Linked DNA regions of Homo sapiens: region 2 is linked to region 1. The links are chromatin contacts, found by Hi-C or POLR2A ChIA-PET in ENCODE. All regions are on one chromosome and are shown on one strand. The core of a region is the stretch at or near the end of the contact, and the rest is flanking DNA. Distances in the headings are between cores, read along the strand shown. Region 1 overlaps VWA2 (von Willebrand factor A domain containing 2). Region 2 overlaps AFAP1L2 (actin filament associated protein 1 like 2).

Evidence for each region. Hi-C counts contacts between places; a loop is a spot of excess contacts on that map. ChIA-PET counts read pairs that join two places held with the same protein, here RNA polymerase II (POLR2A).
Region 2: a map of Right ventricle myocardium inferior shows a loop between it and region 1 (2.3-fold over the local background). The contact joins two enhancer-like sites. A Hi-C loop is called at or near these places in 1 of 168 maps with a recorded cell type or tissue (Right ventricle myocardium inferior). POLR2A ChIA-PET finds 5 or more read pairs at or near these places in 3 of 52 experiments (K562, Panc1 and activated CD4-positive, alpha-beta T cell).

What each region holds. Positions count from the first base shown.
Region 1 is chr10:114,270,180-114,273,240 of GRCh38, forward strand. VWA2 (von Willebrand factor A domain containing 2) reads left to right here. Exons shown (of 14, transcript NM_001272046.2): 6 at 2,561-2,755. Among named protein-coding and RNA genes, the nearest start is that of VWA2, 32 kb to the left of the region's middle. RefSeq lists a silencer at 1,578-1,778. Within about 2 kb of position 1,397, at least 8 of the 41 ENCODE cell types and tissues checked have a DNase peak (open chromatin) inside an H3K27ac peak, as active enhancers do.
Region 2 is chr10:114,327,598-114,330,658 of GRCh38, forward strand. All of the region lies in intron 4 of AFAP1L2 (actin filament associated protein 1 like 2), which reads right to left. Among named protein-coding and RNA genes, the nearest start is that of AFAP1L2, 75 kb to the right of the region's middle. RefSeq lists an enhancer at 843-1,488. Within about 2 kb of position 1,459, at least 5 of the 41 ENCODE cell types and tissues checked have a DNase peak (open chromatin) inside an H3K27ac peak, as active enhancers do.

The DNA.
Region 1 (3,061 bases), core at 147-2,646:
GTTCCGACCTCCACTAGCCAGATGAGAGTCAGGTGCCTTCACAACTATGTAACTATCTGTTTAAGAACTTGGGCTTTGGAAGTGGAGGGCCCTGGGTTCAAGTCCTGCCTTCACCACTCATGAGCGGCATAACCTTAGTTTGGCCCCTTTTCTGGACTCCTCTATTCCAGAGAGCTGTGGCGAGAATTATATGATAATATGCTAAGCATATATAGCTAAACATGGGTTGAGCACAGCGTCTGGCACATGCTAAATGCCCAGGAAATATTACCAGTTATCACTATTCTCTGAGTGGGGTTTCCTCATTTGTCAAATGTGGGTAAGATTAGTACCTTTTACCATGGATGTAAGGATTACATTCAGTAACAGGTGTGTGTGTGTAGTGTCTGGCACAAAGTAAAATGTCAGCGCTAATATTATCCTTTAGAAATGGAAGCCATTCTGCCCTCCCAGGAGCCCTGGAGGAACACTCTTTTTAAACACAAGAGCTCTTTGGTGAAGGAAACAGTATTAGTAGAGATCAGAATCGGGTTGGTGGTCTTCGGTATCTAATGTGTGATCCAGCAGGGTGTGAGAGGAGTTGGGGGCGCTTGGGAGTCAGTGGCGTGAGTGTAGTCTTCCTCTTCGGAGATTCATCCATGTTGGTATGCTCTGTTTTTCTTTGATAAGCCCATTGCCCAAGCCAAGCTCTGCTCGCTAGCTCCAGAACACAGGTTACATTGCTTACCTGTGTCTTTGCTTTAACCCCTTCCTGTAATCAGAATGGCCTCTTCCTTTCCTCATCAGCTGATTCACCAAGACCCCATTTAAAAGCTTTTTCCCCTCTGAAGCCTGCTCCCTGACAGCTCCACCCCACAATGAATCTGCTCCTCCGAATTCCTATTATTTGTATCCTTGCATTCCTTTTTCCTTGCTGTCTTGTAGATCCCATTTCTTCAACTAGACTGGGAGTTCTTTAAGGGATGGGATCGTGGTTATACTTCCTGGTCTCCATTTCACTATCTTCCCTCTAGTGGATCCACAGTAAATACTCACAGGTTGAAAAAAAAGTAAGTAAATTTTTAACCCATGCAAATGTCAATATATGTATTGTAGGCAAGACTGCTAATTCTAGGAGTTGTCAGCTCTTGTTGACACTTTTTAACTTTATGGAGCACCGCAAAGAAAACTGCCATTTAAGAGCTTGCTTAAGTTAGAAAGCAATAAAAGTGAAGAATATTCTAGGCCTGGTCCATAAATCCTTCCCAAGCACAATCTTCATGCTCTTTCCTTGTCTTCCTGCTGAATGGAGAGCATTTTGAGGACTGAGGGGAAGGTGGAACCATAACATGAAAGGAGCCTGGATTCCTGAGTAGCTGCTTGGAGGGGAGCCAACCAGGAGAGATGCCTGGGCAGGAGGACTCATGTCAGACTTGCATGAGAAGTAAAAACACACACACACACACACACACACACACACACACAGCAGGTAATGCCCATGCGTCTTGTCAGTTGGATGTTTTCTCATTAGAAAAATGACTATAGTTAGGGCTGAATTAAAGGTAGGCATTGCCTTAATTTATGGTTGGTACAATCTGAGTGTAAATGTGTCCCCCATCTAGAATCTGTGGTTAGTCACTATTTCAGAATAATGCTCCCACAGGGTTTTCTCTGTGTGTACTGTTGATAACCACAGTAATTCCATCAGCCTCACATTGTTGATCATGTTTGGATGGGCTACCATCCGCTGAATGGTTTGGCTGCAACAGGGACTGACTCACAATTCCGTAACCTAAAATCCACTGTAGTGAGTCATTATTTTCTGTCCAGCTGACACTCAAAGCTGGCAGTCCTCTCTCTGACAGGACGCTTACAGGAGCCTCCTAATTTGAGATTTAGCAGAGATCCTGCTCTGGGATTCCAGGATTGGTCAACAGTTCCTATAACTGAGCTGTGAGGATGAGAGGATCTCAAGCCACAGCAAATAGAGGACCATTGGCATCCCGATGAGATGGGACCCCTGTAACCTGCCCTGATCTGGAGGTGGTCAGACAGCTCAGCCTTCCAGCTCCCAACCCTGAATTTGGACATGGCCCACAAAGGCCTGGATCACAGAAAAGACTGTCATCACACCCTTGCCTTGAAGCCCTGTCCTTCACTCTTATGGGTCCTTCCTCACACAGTTTTCCTAAGCTCATTATCTGCTTTCCCAACCCAGGATGTTGAGCTGTAACAAGAAGATGATGCAGGGATGAGGAGATGGGAGGCAGGTGTTAGACAAATGACAAGAGCTGTCGGCCCAGAGTCATCACTCGGGGAGGAGAAAAACACACCCAACACACAATGACATTATGATAGAATACAACAGAGATGTACGGGGTGAATCTCAAGTGCATGGAAAAAATAATTTCTGTTCATTGTTGTTGTGGTTTAGATGGTAGAACTATCACTTTCAGCCTCTGCTAGGAGAAAGCTACCTTTCGCTAATAACGGAAGAGCTCATCGATTTCAGACTCTCATCCCAACTTCACCTCCCCACATCATTCACTTTTCTTTCTTTTTTCCTTCTGGGTGTGCACAGAGGAGGGCGCACGGAGACGGAACTTGCTCTGAAATACCTTCTGCACAGAGGGTTGCCTGGAGGCAGAAATGCTTCTGTGCCCCAGATCCTCATCATCGTCACTGATGGGAAGTCCCAGGGGGATGTGGCACTGCCATCCAAGCAGCTGAAGGAAAGGGGTGTCACTGTGTTTGCTGTGGGGGTCAGGTTTCCCAGGTAAGAGCCTCAGTCACCCTGGATCAGCCCTCAGGTGGTCAGCCTGGGGATCGTGACATGGCCATGGGAGGGAAGGGAGGGGACTGGAAGAGCCGTCCAGGTCCTTCCCTGGATCTGTCTTTTCCTCACTTTGCCATTTTGACTCCAGTGCACAGGAAGCTCCAATCTTTTGGAGCCTGTATTTGCATTGATTTTGGTTTTGTTTGAAAACTCAGTTGCAAGTGCCAGAAACTCTGCTGAAATTTATTTGGGCAAAAATGGAAATTCATGGAGTGATCTCATTCACTGGGTGGGATGGGGGTCCCT
Region 2 (3,061 bases), core at 209-2,708, 57 kb after region 1:
AAATATTTTAGGGACTTGTGGCCACTCGGGACCTCTGTCTTATCTCAGCTATTCAACTCTATTGCTTGCTGTAGCTCAGAAGTCCACAGACTAATACAACTAAATAAGGCTGGCTGTGTTCTAATAAAACACTATTTACTAAAGGATGTTACAGATCAGATTTGGCCAGTGAGCTACAGTTTGCCAACACCTGGCTTAGACTAGACACAAGAGCTGATGAGGGGTGGCTCAGAGGACCCGAGGCATCCTCACAGCTCTAACCATCCTGCCCCAGAGTATGCTGCAGAAGGCTCCCAGGTGGGGGTGAGTGGACAGGCCAGGCCCAGCCTCCGAGGCTAGCCACGGCAATGTCCTTTTAGGGATTAAGTGGTTTCCCCCACAGAGAAGCTCATGTAAGAGCAGGCCAGCGCATGGCCAGGCCTCAGAGGGACGATGGGGTGGAGATGGCCATGCTAGCCAGACCATCAACCATGGCCAACAAACATCTGTTTCTCCTGCAAGGACCACGGCACCTGGCTGTGCAGACAGCAGCCTGGAGAGGCCACAGCTGCCTGAGTCACTGTCCACACCCACGAGGTTGCTCCAAACCCCTGGCTGCCCCTTCTATTGCTGGACAGACCTGCTCTCTACTGAGTCTGTAGGGGTTGGAGTGAGGACATCTGGGCTCGTGGCCGATAAGCATCCCGAGCCTGTGACCGAGGCATGATCCTGGCCCAGCCATAGGCCCTGAGGACCCCAGGTGGATGTCCACGTGCTGCTGCAGGTGCTGCTGCAGGTGCCGGTGAGCCCAGGGCCAGGCAGCTGTGCAGGGCCCAGCCCTCAGGTGGACAAACCTCCCTGAAGTTCTGGGATCAAGGGAGGAAGGGCGGGTTTTCTGTCTGAGGAAGAGACGCCACAGGGCACTCCAGGCTCAGGGTTCCAGCCTGAGCTGGACAGTGACTCAGGCAGCTGTGGCCTCTCCAGGCTGCTGTCTACACAGCCAGGTGCTGTGGTCCTTGCGAGAGAAACAGATGTTTGTTGGCCACGGTTGATGGTCTGGCTAGCATGGCCATGGGGTTCCAGCGGCCATGGCCTCTCCCTGCTCTGGTTCTCCTCCTCCTTCAGAGCCACAGACATGACTCCACCCTGACGCTGCTCCTCTGGGGGCCTTGGACTAAGAGTGATGGCTGCTTCAGCCTGATTCAACAAGAGAGGAGGCCTGAGGGAGTGAGGACATGTGCTCATGTGTGTGGGCAAGGACAGGGAGAGTGCCCGGTGAACACCACCTACATCCCCACACCACATCTGGAACACCCTGGGGTAGAGGTGGGTGCCTTGCACAAGACCAGGTGGGACCTAGCCAGGGGACTCGCAGTCCACACCCGTCTCTGGTCCTTCACAGCAGAGAAAGTCCACAAAGTGGGAGGGAGCTGCCTTTTCCTGTCAAGTCAGCTGGCTTTGCTAGAAGTCTCCCTGGGGCCTGGAAGCTGTCCACAGGCAGTTACCACTTGGCTGAAAGGCCTCCTTGGGATCGTGCCATTCCTGGGTGCTGATATTTTCCCCAACTGCCGCACCAGTTCCTTTCAAACAGGGACACAAGCCCTAGTCACAGACGACAATCCAGGAAGTCTACTTCAGAGGGGGCCACGCTCCCCTCCCCACACTCAGTGTCTGAGGCACAGGGCACTGGCTGAGGAACAGAAGCCAGCATTGGAATCCCAGGGCCCGCAGGGACTCTCCGTGGCCCAATTAACTTACAGCTGTAGCCAGGTCCCAGACCCTGGGCCCCTCAGTCCATGCTGTGCTTGTAAAACACAATTTCTAGAACACTCACACAGTACGCGGTGCTCATGAAACTCTGCCCCTACCCACCAGGTGGGGACCCACCAGCAGCTGCCCCTGGTGGGGCAGAAGATGGCACTTCCACTAGCAAAGCCCAAGATACCTTGGTCAGAATCAGACGCTGGATTTAGGATAGAAAAGTTCCAGCCGTGGCTCAGAACAGCCACCTTTCCACTCCCACCACCCAGCAAGCAATGCCTGGGCCATACCAGAAAACCTCTGGTTAAAGCCATCAGCCAATGGATGGGACAGCAGAGGGGCTGTGCTCTTCCCCCAGGTATCAGGGCTGAAAGTGAGGGGAGCCTGGCACTGGAGGGAGCATAGCTTAAGCCTTTGCTCTGTTACAGAGAGAAGCAAATGTCAGGGAGGCCCAGGCTGGGGGAGGAATTGGGAACAACAACAACAAAAACCTGCATTTAAATCCTGGCCTAGTACTTCCCAACTGTGGGACCGTGGCCAGTGGTTTTTAACTCTGAGTCTGTTTCCTCATATGAAAAACAGTGACAAAAATACCCATCCCTCGATGGGTGGTGGGCGGATGGTGTGTGTGCATGGTATGGGGTTGAGGCTCAGGGTGTAGCAGTCGCTGGCATTGTCAGCATCACAGGGACACCAGGGACTCAGGTTCAGTCCCGACATCAAGCCTCACTCAGCCTGAGATGAGGAGTCTCCACCAGCTGTCACCCAGCTCAAGGGACGGCATGCAATGGGACACTGTCCCAGGTTCTCCAGAACTGCCCACCCACCCCACATGGTAGAGTCAGATCCTCAGCTGTGGCCCCTTCCCCCCAGGAAGGCACGAATGAAGGGGCCAGTCCAGAGCCATTCTGGGGCTGGGACCCCCTCCACGGAAACATGAGCCCACAGATCAGGTGACGGTCAGTTGGCAGGAGCTTAGCTTCCTGCTGGCGCTGACCCAAGACCCCCTGGCTACCCACATAAACCCTCCTAAGCTGAGACCCCAGTCCTGCCCCAGGATCCCTCCCCAGCCATGCCCTACAGAGGAAAGAACCTGGGTTCAAATGCTGACTCTGTCACTTACAGGCTGTGTGACATTAGGTTTCCTCACCCTTAAAATATAAACACTACCACTTACCTCACTGAATACTAGCACAGTATGCCACACACAGTGGTGGGGGGGCTGCCATCCTTAGCCCATTAAATAAGCCCATCTGACGAGACAGATGTGAGCATTTCTTCCATATAAACCAGGAAATAGAGGATTAGAGACTTTAACTTG